3 separate regions of the Homo sapiens genome follow, and all the other regions are linked to region 1. Evidence: chromatin contacts called from ENCODE Hi-C or POLR2A ChIA-PET data. All regions are on one chromosome and are shown on one strand. Each heading gives the region's core, a stretch centred on a gene start or an enhancer-like site at or near the end of the contact. The rest is flanking DNA. Distances are from core to core; before and after follow the strand shown.

Region 1 (4,530 bases), core at 604-3,103:
GGATTTCACCCTGGAGGCGCAGGAACTAGGGGGGATTTTTCAGCAGCAGTGACAGACGCTCTTAAATCTGGGTTTTCCAATGATCAGCATGCTTGTGCCTGCACCGGGGCGCAGGATGGGAGACAGATGCCTTTTGCAGTAGTTCCGGAGAAGAAGACTGAAGACCACATTCAAGGCCCTGAGAGAGAAGAGAAGGGGACAGATACCACAGAGATCATGAGATATAGCACAACAGATAAGACTTGCTAATTAACTGTACGGGGTTACAGGGAGGGACAGGGAGAAATCAGGTTTCTTCCAGCCCAGCTTCTGGTTGGAATCACTCAGGCAGAGACACATGGGCCTGAGAGAGGATTCCCCTTATGACATAAAGCCGCAAAAATTCTCATTAGTCATTGCAAAAACATCTATTTCCGGCCTACACTGCACCAGCCAGTGGGGGAGGTCCTGAGAGATAGAGAAAGGATGAATTCTTGCCCTTAGAGAGTCACCTAGAGATTCTGGGGAGACAGCAGGTCCGAGTCTCTCTGCCTGAAACCTCTGGACAGTGTCTTTGGCTGACACTTACATGGTGGTCTTGGTTTCTTATTCAAGGTCGGTTTCCCAACTCTCATAGCATCAGCTTTAGGGCATCCCCAAATCTCTTGCAGAAGAGATGGTTCTTTCCCCTTGAGTTGTTTTGAGCCAAGCATATAACATTGTGTGAATGTTTGAAAACTTCTCTTGGTTCTCAGAATGCAATTCTGACAGTGCTGAAGGCTGCCAATTAAATGAAGATTTAGATAAAGGCTGTGTGGGAGGTGGAATGCAATATTCTTAAACCTAATAATGGCTTCCTTCTGTCTTTTTGAAGCTCTCAAATAATCCTGATTGACTGACTCTCTGCTTTGGGCATTCCCATTTTCTGGACAATTTAATACCATTTAAAATGTTTGACAACTTTTATTTGGGGGCAGACATCCTTAGGGGATGGGGCCGTGGGCAAAGATACAAATGCTGTACCATCAAAGGAACCATGGATTTAAATAAGGATTTTTTTTTTTTTCATATTCAGAAGAGGTGGGTACAGAAAGGATGAGGGCAGCTTCTCAGGTTATAGTATTAACCACGTGAAGCAGCTAACAAAGGTATGTGCCTGGCCTTGTGCTAAAGGCTTTCCTCGTATCAGTTCTTTCATCCCTCCCAACACTACTGAGGTAGATGGAGTGACTAGATCCATTATACAGGCAAAGTAGCTGAGGCCCACAGCCATAGCAAATAAACTGTGGAGCTGGTGGTCCCAGATTTCATGCTTTTAGTCATTCTCTTGGCTCTGGGGTACAGGTAAGCTTCCAGAACTGGAGGATGGAGTCCAAAAGAAACTCAAGATAATTTCCCTGCCTTTCCCATTGTATCAGGGGATTCATCTGTTCATACATTCATTCATTTTCCCAACACATTTACTGAATGCCCGCAAGCACCAGGAAAATAGCAATGGGCACAACCAGGTTCCTATCTTCATGGAGCTATTGCTTTATTGGCAGAGGCAAACAGTAAAGAAAATTCATTAGTAATCAGTGTTGCAATCAATGAGCCGGTCAATCAAGCACCATAAAAGGGTAAAGTGTGACGAAGGTGCTCCTTGTGATAGGGGTTGGGGGTGAGGGGAGGTGTCCTGGAGAGGAGACATTTCAACTGAGATCTCTCTGAAGTAGATGAGATGGCCATGTGGATCTCAAAAGGAAAGTGTATGCCAGGAAGAGCAAAAAGCAAGTGCAAAGTCCTAAAGCAGGAAATAGTGAGGCTACCGCAGTGTCGGGTCCAAGAGTAGGAGATGAGATCAGGGAGGCAGATTAGGCTGCAGGGAGGGTGTGCGTGTGATGCTGAGAGTGATGGGAAACCACTGGTGGGGTTGGGGGAGGGCAAGGCAGTGACATCATTTGTTTTTATGTGCAGCAGAGGAAGCCAAAGCAATTCAGAAGAAGCCTACAGAAGCTTACCTCCTCCACAGGCTATTTTTTTCTTGTTTACATTTGTTAATTTTACATATATATTAACTCAGTCCTCACAACCACCAAATGAAATAGGCATTGCCCTTATTATCATTCTTTCCCATTTTAACAATGGGGAAACTGAAGCTTAGAGTAGGCAAGGTCGCCCAGATAGGAAGCAATGCCTTCGGGTCATGGCTCACTACTCAAGTGCCTGAAATTTCAGCTAGCCTTTAGTGGGCACCTGCTATGTGCCAGGATCTGTATGAGGTTTGGCACCACCTAGACAGCCCCTTGAACCAGTGGCATGTCTCAGGACAGTGTGAGAGACAGAAACTTCAGCTGAGAGTTACCGTGCAAGGCAGAAAATGCTGGTCTAGCAAAAGGAACTCTGATTTCGATTTGGAAGTACAGAGAAAGAGCATCTGCCTTGGACAGAGTTATCAGTGAAAAGATGACATATGAGCTGAGACTGAAAATCATGTTGAAGATAGTCAAACAAAAGCTGGCAGTGTGGGAGTGGGGGCTTCAAGCAGAGAATCAGTGGTTCAAAGGCACAGGGTAGAAGGAGAATGGCAGCTGGCTCAGTGTGGCTGGAGAAAGAGGCTGGAGTGCACCTGGTTGCATTTGAATGGTGTGCGTGTGTGTGTGTGTGTGTGTGTGTTAATGATGGTGATGAGATGAGGGGCTAGAGAGGAAGACAGGTTGGCACCTGGTAGCATTTTTTAAAAAGCAAGTAAACCTTATTTTTTAGAGCAGGTTTAAGTTCACAGCAAAATTTGGTGGAAGGTACAGAAGTTTCCCAAGTACCTCCTATCCCCACAAATGCACAGCCTTGTCCCACTATCAACATCCCACATCAGAATGGTACATTTGTTACAGTCAATGACTCTACATTGACACATCATTATCACTCAAAGTTCACAGTTTACATGAGGGTTCACTCTTGGTGCTGTACGGTGTATGGTGGATACATGACAAATGTGTAAATTCATGTATCCACCATTATGATATCACACAGAATAGTTGTACAGCCCTAAAATACTTGCTCTGCCTATTTGCCTACCCACTCCCTTCTCCCTAACCCCTGGCAATCCACCGATCTTTCTTCTATTTCCATAGCTTTGCCTTTCCCAGAATGTCATATGGTTGGAATAATATAGTATGTAGCCTTTTCAAATTAGCTTCCTTCACTTGGTAACATGCATTGAAGTTTCCTCCATGTTTTCTTATGGTTTGGTAGCTCTTTTTTTTTTTTTTTTTTAGCATTGAATAATATTTCATTGTCTGGATGTATCACAGTTTATCCATTGACCTACTTAAGGATATCTTGGTTGCTTCTAAGTTTTGGTGATTACAAATAAAGCTGCTATAAACATTTGTGTTTCCTCATATAGATCTTGTATATATACAGTAGTTCCCCAGTTTTCATGGGGAATAAGTTCCCAGACACCCAATGGATGCCTGAAACTATGGATTGTACCAAGCCCTACATACATTATGTTTTTTTCCTGTACATACCTGTGATAAAGTTTAATTTATAAATGAGGCACAGTAAGAGATGAACAACAATTGCTCCATAAAATGGAACAATTATGACAATATGTTGTAATAAAAGTTACATGCATGTGGGCTGTCTCTCTCAAAATCTGTTGTAGCGCACTCACCCTTCTCTTTTAATCTGTCAGTCTGATAACCAAGATGGTTACTGAGTGACTAATGGATGATGGGTAAGATAGACAGGATGGATACACTGAAGAAAATGATAATTCACATTCCCGGCAGGATGGAGTGGGATGACAGAAGATTTCATCATGCAACTCAGAACAGCATGTAATTTAAAACTTATGAATTATTTTTGGAATTTTTCTATTTAATATTTTCAGACTGTGATTGACCACAGTTGAGTAAAACTGTAGAAAGCAAACCTTGGAGAAAGAGAGACTACTGTATTTTGTACATTTCATGTACACAGTTTGCTAGATTTATATGTAAATATTCCAATTTGGGGAGGGTAATGTAAATTGTATTGTGTTTTAAATTCCTGATTTCATTCATTCATTGCTGGTACATAGGAAAGTGATTGGCTTTTTTACATTAACCTCGTATCTTGTAATCTTGGCATAATTACTTATTCTTGGAGTTTGTCAATTTTTTTGGATTTCTTACATAGATAATCATTTTATCTGCAAACTAAGTTTTGTTTCTTACTTTCCAATCACTATACCTTTGTTTTCTTTTCTTATCTTACTGCATTAGCTAGGACTTCCAGGACGATGTTGAAAAACAATGGTAAGAGGGCACATCCTTGCCTTGCTACTGATCTTATCAGGAAAGCTAGTTTCCTACCATGAAGTGTGATGTTAGTTGTAGGCTTTTTGTAGTTGTTCTTTATTAAGTTGAAGAAGTTTCTGTCTGTTACTAGTTTGTTGAGAGTTATTATGAGTATTGATTTTGCCAAGTGCTTTTTCTGCATCTATTGATATGTGCATGTGATATCTATTGATATGTGCATATGAGCCTCCTGGTCATCATCCCAGGCTTAGCTCACAAAAGTTGT
Region 2 (4,043 bases), core at 943-3,442, 690 kb after region 1:
CTAATATGGTAACTACTACCTGCATGTGGCTACTGAGCACTCAAAACGTTCCTAGTTTGACTGGAGTACTGAGTTTTTTCATTTTAATAAATGTAAATTGCAATAGCCATATGTGGCTAGCAGCTACAGTATTGGGTAGTGAAGCTTTCGTATTCAAACCTGTCTCATATCCTTCATAGCCCTCATCTGTGACTGAAATTATCTTGTTCATATCTTTTTCTCTTGTTTATCACCTGTCTTTCCATGCTGGGTTATCTTTTCTGCTAACCACTGGATACCAGGGTGTTCAGCGTGATGGCTGACATGTAGTGAGTCCTCAAATAATTTTTATTAAATTAACTTTAAGAAAATCCCACTTAACAGCCCTTCACTGTTTTTAGAGACCATTCCAAAGGTCTTGACTTGTGTTGATATTATTGTCCTCTGAAAAGTCTGAGTCAAACTCTGATTAGTTTTGTAACATAAAATACCATTGGATTGTCTGTTTGCATAATTGGTTTTCTGAGATTCAGCTCCACATTCTGTATTCATCCTAATCAATGGTGTCTCCTTAGTTTCTGTCTTTCTTTCCATTGTGTTAAGATGGATCTGTTGTCTGCCCTTCCCAGTTTCAGCATATTTGAATATTTGGCAAATGTGAATTCTGATTACCTATCCTACTTGTAGCTTATGATACTGGCCAAGTCTTATAGAATGTAGAATCTTAGGATTCAGATCCAAGATATTTGTTATCTTTAGGCACAGTGTTTTTTTGTTTCTGTTTTTTTTTTTTTTTTTTTTTTTTGGTTGAGTTAAAGTCAAGTCCTTGGCTATTTTGGGAAGATGAAAAACCAGACCTATGTTATTACATAAAATTGCCTCAGAGCTTTATTTTGATTGATTTCCTTTGTTAGCAGTATTCTCATAATAGCTTAAAAAAAACATAAAAGTATAAAATTTCACTCTCTGTGAGATCTCCTTTGTGTGCAGATATTACGAGGCTCTGTTCACTTCATTTTTTCTTATTACATGCATTATTTTATCTGCACCAGAAATCAAGTATGTATGTCTGTGTGTGAATTTGCTGGTAAAAGGATGAAGTAATGTTAAAGAAAAAAATTTAAAAATTATCTACCCACACATACCTGGTTTCATTTTGCTCACTGCCTTCAAATTCTATCCATATTTGTAGGTCATGTATGATGATGCTCATGTTATTTTGTGTATTTTTACTCAATATTCTAAGTAGATCAATAAAGTTTAAAAATTATTGTATTGTAATATGTTGTTACACAAACATTCCTTCAACTAGTTCCCTTCCACTGGATGTTCAGGCAGATGCCAGTGTAATTTTATTTTGAGAAATAACAATGCAGTGAATAGTTCCAAATATGTAGTGCAAACTTATATAGGATCAGGAGTGGTATAAAAACGGAACAAAAGTATGAGTCTTTCGTGGTTTCTGTTGAATTTTGCCATGCTTTTGAAAAGGATTATACTGGTTTACAATACCATCAGGTGGAATGTGACTCTACTGATTTATAACAAGAATGTTTGTCTTTCATTTTTCTAATTTGGGCTCTTTTTTGACAATAGTATTGATAATAACTGTAGCAACAATAGCAGCAGTTAATATTCTTGAGACATATTATATGATAGACCATATTTAAATGCTTTAGAAATATTGTTTATAGTGGTTAAAAAAGTGAGCTCTGGAGGCAGACTTCCCAAGGTCAAATCTGGACTCCACCATTTATCTTCTCTTTGCTTTCATTCTCTCCTCTGTAAAAAGATCCAAAGGGTTGTTATGACAATCAAGTGAGATAATATAGTATAGAGCTAAAGTAAGCACTGGATAAGTGTTTGTTATTATTCCTAATAATGAGTGTTTTTGTTAACCCCACTTACAGATGAGAAAACTGAGATCCAGTGTCTTGCTCAAGGTCACACAGATAGGAAAGAGTTGTACTAGGATTCCAAATGCAGATGCCCTTTTCTGATCAAAATACTCCTATGCGGGGACCAACACTTATATCCAAGAGGAAGTATTACTCTTATCGCTGAGTTAAATCAAGGTTGAATTACGCACAGAAAATGTGCGCATAAGGTCCCCGTGATTCACTGGAAATGCCATGACATAATTCTTCGTTTCCAAGACAAACAAAAAAGTTGTTTTTTTATGCTGCCTTCTTCATTGAGATCTGAAAGTAGTTCCCTATGGAAGTGATTCATGGTGTTGTGAAATCCTCCGAAATTGTAAACAGCCTGGTGGGCAGGAATCCCGAGGTCTCATTCAGGCCCCCTGCAAATTCTGAGTTCCTAGCCTGAGGAAAGCCCCCAACAAATACTGACCTGACTTTCTCCTAAAAGATTGCCATAAACACTTTTGGTTATCTCTTAATGTACTTGGTTCATAACTGCTTAGTCAATTATTTTTATTAGCATAACATTCCTTTTAAGCATAATGATATTGGGAAAACAGAAATGATACAAGCGTAATTTCTTGGCTATGACTGTTTATGTTTTGAGTTTTTTTGTTTTGTTTTAACTTTCTTTGCCGATTTGATGAATTAATTGTAAATTTCCCAAGGGGGATCTAAAGTGAACTGATCTTTGCCTTTTATTCTGGAATGTTCAATTTCTATTCTAGTCCCAGTGACTATCCTCTGAGACCAAAATTTCAATATTGCCAAGGGCTCATAAAATTGTCGATATAACCTACTTTCTCTAGAGAACCTTATTTGAATTTTCATAATGAATTAATATCTTCTTTCTCCCCCAATCTCTTTGCTCAAATAGCTATTTGTGGAGACCACTGATGTCAATGGCAAAACTCTCGAGGGGCCGGTGCCTCTGGAAGTCATTGTGATTGATCAGAATGACAACCGACCGATCTTTCGGGAAGGCCCCTACATCGGCCACGTCATGGAAGGGTCACCCACAGGTATGTCACATTGGCTTACCTTTAGCGTAATGGCTTGGAAAGAGGCACACTTTGATCTTTGTGGATTCTAGGGACTGTCTTATGGCTGTTCCAACTTGTCAGCTCGTATCAGCGTCGACTTAATACTTCCCTGCGTAGAAGCCAGGTTGGAAAGCTAAAGTGCAAAGCTTGACCGAGGTGTTGCAAGCTACGGAAATCTCTTTCATTGTCTCTGAAGATCATCCTCCAAGGATGACTGCCATCTAAGTCTCTAAGGCATGGCCGATGTTGGGCACCATGTAAATATCCAGCTTACCTTTGTGAAAGTCCAAGGCTAAACTTTGTGCTATAGCAGGGCTTTGATGAGAATTGGGTCCCCATTACAAACTCCTCAGTTCTTTCTTTTCACAGTGGCCTTTTAATAAGAACTATTTTAGTAAAATAGGTAGGACTTCTTCCCTTCCCTTAGAAGATGTGCATGAAGAAATCTTTTGTCTTCAGTCAGAGGACCAAAAGGAGGATGTTTGATATCTCTCTCTGGAAATGCGTAAATGCATGTGCCTACTGTTATAGAAGTCACTCAAGGTTACTATAGAGCTCCCGCTGTCTTTTCCCATGTTTAACCTTTCTATCAGGGACGGTTTTAGAATTTAGAGCTTCCTTTTTTGCCCCAATACATACAAATTAAAGTATCCCACAGCCAGCAGCTGAAGTCACTCCTAAGTATAATGCTTGAGAAAATGAAAGAATAAAACAGAAAAATTCCTCTTCGGCTCACTTTGATTTTCAGCTTTAAAATACACTTGAGTGAAAAAAAACACCATATTAAGAGTATCATATTAAGAGTATCATGATACTCCTAGATTATGCCCAAATAGGTAAAATAGTGATTCGTCAGACCAGACAGGAGATGAGAGCGGCTTTTACTATTTTTCCCCCTTTTCTGAATTGATGGGATCTATCAGTGACATGTAGATACATGAGGCTCTGGAAATGTTGCCATGGTAACCTTCCCAGACAACCAGGTGGATAATTGTATGCAAGATGCCTAAAACCTCCCGTCAGCTTCAAGGAGCTGGGTCTTTATGCACTGCATCAGATCCCCCAAGGGCAAGAGCGACCCTCTTCCTTCCCAGCTTTA
Region 3 (4,154 bases), core at 719-3,218, 860 kb before region 1:
TCATGTTATTTTCTAGCTGCGTTGGTTCTGGCCTGGGCCCTGAGGGTGTAAGAGGGAATACAGTGTAGTGGGTAAACGAGGGAGGCAGCATTTGTCCCTCAAAATAGCACCAAGTTCTGGGAATGCAGGTATATTTGGAGTTCCTGACAAGTCAGTGCAGGTCCAACGTCTTAGGGATTGTGCTGAGTTGGGGGAGGGATCTAGTTAAAGATGTCCCTTGGTGAATCATTTTTGAAAAAAAAAAAATTATCTCCACTACCTGTCCCCTAGTCTGTCTTAGATATAAATGCGGGTTTTTGTATATCAGGCTCGCAAAATTATGTGTCTTGATTTGTCTTGGGAGAGATTTAGGTGCTGTGCAGTTTGGGGTTGAAATCAGAAATCCTGGGGTTGACTTTTCCTGCTTTCATGCAAGGCCCGATCTTGGGGCCAGGCCTTCGGTAGTCCTGACCCACAGACTAAGAGTGCTGGGAGGCCAGGGACCCTGTCTGTTCTGTTCATAAGGGGGACTTCCCAGCACCTGGCCCATATCTGGCCTGTGGCTGGTGCTCCTCAGATACCTGGTTAACAGATGAATCAGGAAAAGGCCCTGGCTGCCCCTTTCAGCCTCGGACTTCCGGTTTCTTCCTAACCATGGCAGCAGTATCTGGGGTTGAGATAGGGCACCTCTGTGACAACTTCCTCTTTAACCATACACCGTGGTTCCACTCGTGGTCCTGGCACTTAGTGACTGTGTGACCTTAGGCAATCTACTTGGCCTCTTTGAGTCTCAGTTTTCTTTTTTCTTGTCTTTTTTTTTTTTGAGATGGAGTCTCACTCTGTCCCCAGGCTGAAGTGCAGCGGCACAATTTCAGTTCACTGCAACCTCTGCCTCCCGGGTTCAAGCAATTATTCTGCCTCAGCCTCCTGAGTAGCTGGGATTACAGGTACCCTCCACCTCACCTGGCTAATTTTTGTATTTTTAGTAGAGATGGGGTTCCACCATGTTGACCAGGCTGGCCTTGAACTTCTGACCTCAAGTGATCTGCCTGCATTGGCCTCCCAAAGTGTTGGGATTACAGGTGTGAGTCACCGCGCCTGGCCTGAGTCTCAGTTTTCTTATCTATAAGATGGGGTAATAGTGGAGCTTACCCCATCAGATCACTGGGAGGATTCAGTTTGTAAGTGATTGTCACAAGTCCAGTATGTACTTAACACAGGGTGCCTCCCAGCCATGCTGCCATATGTCTCCTCAGGCAGCAGGTGCCTGCATTTGTGTTTGCGTGGGGGACATGGGACAGGCTGAGACATAGCTCGCATGTGTAGGGGGTGTCCTCCTCCTGCTCTTCTGTAGCACACAGCTAGGGGTCCTCTGGGGTTAAGTGCTCTTGGACCTGAGCCTGGATATAAAAGCAGCCCAGTGCTTCTGGGAGGCTGGGGAGGCCTGGGCTTGGAGAAGGAGCGTCGACAGGGTGAAGGTGAAGTTCTGGAAATAGAAACAGTGATGATACCACATCACAGCCTGGGGGCCACTCCACTGTCACAGGGCTGTTGGGAAGAAGCTGTAAGGTGCTGCTTTCATCTATACAAGTTGTGCTGGAGGCCAGGGGTAGGCGTGAGTTTTGGGAGGTGAAGTATCTGTGTGTGTGAAGGATTCTGTTTTGAGAAAGAAGGAAATGGGAACTTACTAATTTGTAGAATGGAAACTAGCAAAATTAGGCAAGGCATGGTGAGAGCATGTGCAGCAGGAAGAGGAGACCCCGCAGAGCTCAGAAGAGGTGGAGGAGGGGCTGGCCTCCCCGGCCTCAGGACTTCAGGGATCCCACTGCGTCTTCTCTGCTCCTGCTTCGGCTGGATTTCACCGGCCAGGTGTCTCTCTCCCCAGCACTACCAGCCACTCCAGGATGTCCCTGGCCTGCCACCAGCCTCCACCAGTGGGAAAAGCCCCTACACCAGGTAGTAGCATGACTGAAGGAGGGCCCGTGTCCCTGGGGAGGCAAGAAGGGCCCAAGCCCAGCGTGGCGCAGAGTGAACGTTACGCCAGTTTCCTGTTTAGACAGCTCTGAGCTGCTTCCCTCTGGCCTTGCATATTTCTCCTAATTAAAACAACTGCTTTTTCCCCCTCATTATAGAAGTACTATGTGTTCATTGGTAGACACATTTTAACCTACTTCTGGGTGAGAAAAACAACCCCTTAGCCCCCGCCACCCCCCTACCCAGAGAGATGGTGTTAACACCTGGTGTACCACCTTCCAAATCTTTTTGTCCAACAAAACTTTATTCACAAGACATTTTCACAACATGCGACCCTTTTGTAATGTACTTTAGTAATCTGCCTTTTTCATTTTGTACTACTTTGTGACCATGTTAGTATTATTAACTAATTTATTTTAGTTAATGAATTAATTAATTTTTTGAGGCAGGGTCTTGCTCTGTCACCCAGGTTGGTGTGCAGTGGTGTGACCATAGGTCACTGTAGCCTTGAACTCCTGGCCTCAAGAGATCCTCCCATCTTGGCCTCCCAAAGTGCTGGGATTACAGGTGCAAGCCACTGAGCCTGGCCTGTTATTAATTTTTTTTTTTTTTTTTTGAGACAGAGTCTCGCTCTATTGCCCAGGTGCAATGGCACCATCTTGGCTCACTGCAAGCTCCGCCTCCCAGGTTCACACCATTCTCCTGCCTCAACCTCCCGAGTAGCTGGGACTACAGGCGCCCGCCACCACACTTGGCTAATTTTTTTGTATTTTTAGTGGAGATGGGGTTTCACCGTGTTAGCCAGGATGGTCTCGATCTCCTGACCTCGTGATCCTCCCACCTTGGCCTCCTAAAGTGCTGGGATTACAGGTGTGAACCACTGAGCCCAGCCTGTTATTAACTATTTTAAATGTCGATGTTGGTTTAAAAAATAATATGACAGACCCCACATACTCAAGAGCAAGGGATCCAGGGTCTGACTGCCTGGGTTCAGATCTTGGCTATGCCACTTATCCCATTTGTGGCCATGGACAAGTTACTTAACTTTTCATTGCACTCATCTGTAAAATAGGATAATAATGGTACCTATTACACTGGACTCTCATGAGGATTAGGGGAGTTAATTATGTATCATACTTTGGGTATCATAGTACCTGGCAAATATCCCAAGCACTCTATAAGAGCTACTATTGCTATTATTATTGTTTAAATTTACTTTTATTGTAAGTTCTGGGATACATGTGCAGAATGTGTGGGATACATAGGTAAGCGTTTGCCATCGTGGCTTGCTGCACCTATCAGCTCATCACCTAGATATTAAGCCCTGCATGTATTAGCTATTTATTCTGATGCTCTCCTCCATCCTTACCCTGCTCCCCAACAGGCCCTGGTGTGTGTTGTTCTCCTCCCTGTGTCCATGTGTTCTCATTGATCAGCTCCCACTTATGATTGAGAACATGCAGTGTTTGGTTTTCTGTTCCCGTGTTAGTTTGCTGAGGATGATGGCTTCCAGCTTCATCTATGTCCCTGCGAAGGACACGATCTCGTTCCGTTTTATGGCTGCATAGTATTCCATGGTGTATATGTACCATATTTTCTTTATCCAGTCTATTGTTGATGGGCATTTGGGTTGATTCCCTATCTTCGCTATTGTGATACTATTGCTATTATTATTATTATTATTATTATTGTTATTTCCAACCCTCTATGATAGGCAGAATAAACGCTCTCTGCTCCCAAGATGCCCTTGTCTTAATCCCTGGAGCCTGTGAATATATTACTCTATACGGCAAAATGCTCCTTGCAGATTGAACAGATCTTGAGATGGGGAGATGATCCTGGATTATCTGGGTGGATATGATGAAATCACAAAGGTCCTTGCAGGAGGGAGGCAGGAGGGTCAGAGTCAGAGTGAGACTGGAAGATGGCACCAGCTGGCTCTGAAGATGGAGGAAGGGGCCATGAATCAAGGAATGCAGGTGGCTTGTGCAAGCTGGAAAAGGCAAAGGAACTCATTCTCCCCTAGAGGGTCTGGAGAAAGCTTGTCCCAGTGATGCCTTGATTTTAGCCCCATGAGACTCATGACTTTTGCTCGTCTCCAGAGCTGCAAGATAATCAATTTGAGTAAAGCTATTATGCATGTGGGAATTCAGTAGCGTAGCGATTGAGAATAAATAACCCCCAACCCCGCAACCAACTTA

What was found. Hi-C counts contacts between places; a loop is a spot of excess contacts on that map. ChIA-PET counts read pairs that join two places held with the same protein, here RNA polymerase II (POLR2A). Pooled maps may share reads with other maps.
Region 2: a loop to region 1 is called in a map of MCF 10A, with 6 times the contacts of the local background. The contact joins two enhancer-like sites. A Hi-C loop is called at or near these places in 1 of 168 maps with a recorded cell type or tissue (MCF 10A) and 4 of 50 pooled maps. POLR2A ChIA-PET finds 5 or more read pairs at or near these places in 2 of 52 experiments (A673 and H1).
Region 3: a map of GM12878 shows a loop between it and region 1 (14-fold over the local background). The contact joins two enhancer-like sites. A Hi-C loop is called at or near these places in 1 of 168 maps with a recorded cell type or tissue (GM12878) and 6 of 50 pooled maps. POLR2A ChIA-PET finds 5 or more read pairs at or near these places in 1 of 52 experiments (activated T-cell).

What each region holds. Positions count from the first base shown.
Region 1 is chr16:82,653,703-82,658,232 of GRCh38, forward strand. The region is part of intron 1 of CDH13 (cadherin 13); the gene reads left to right. Among named protein-coding and RNA genes, the nearest start is that of CDH13, 29 kb to the left of the region's middle. RefSeq lists enhancers at 1-977, 1-397, 219-428, 479-528, 769-818 and silencers at 1,722-2,016, 1,951-2,000. Within about 2 kb of position 1,854, at least 14 of the 41 ENCODE cell types and tissues checked have a DNase peak (open chromatin) inside an H3K27ac peak, as active enhancers do; they include GM12878, where a contact is called at or near this core.
Region 2 is chr16:83,342,084-83,346,126 of GRCh38, forward strand. It overlaps CDH13 (cadherin 13), which reads left to right. Exons shown (of 14, transcript NM_001257.5): 6 at 2,779-2,923. Among named protein-coding and RNA genes, the nearest start is that of CDH13-AS1, 55 kb to the right of the region's middle. RefSeq lists an enhancer at 1,941-3,140. Within about 2 kb of position 2,193, at least 2 of the 41 ENCODE cell types and tissues checked have a DNase peak (open chromatin) inside an H3K27ac peak, as active enhancers do.
Region 3 is chr16:81,797,048-81,801,201 of GRCh38, forward strand. All of the region lies in intron 2 of PLCG2 (phospholipase C gamma 2), which reads left to right. Among named protein-coding and RNA genes, the nearest start is that of PLCG2, 20 kb to the left of the region's middle. RefSeq lists enhancers at 598-647, 698-1,117, 1,388-1,997. Within about 2 kb of position 1,969, at least 12 of the 41 ENCODE cell types and tissues checked have a DNase peak (open chromatin) inside an H3K27ac peak, as active enhancers do; they include GM12878, where a contact is called at or near this core.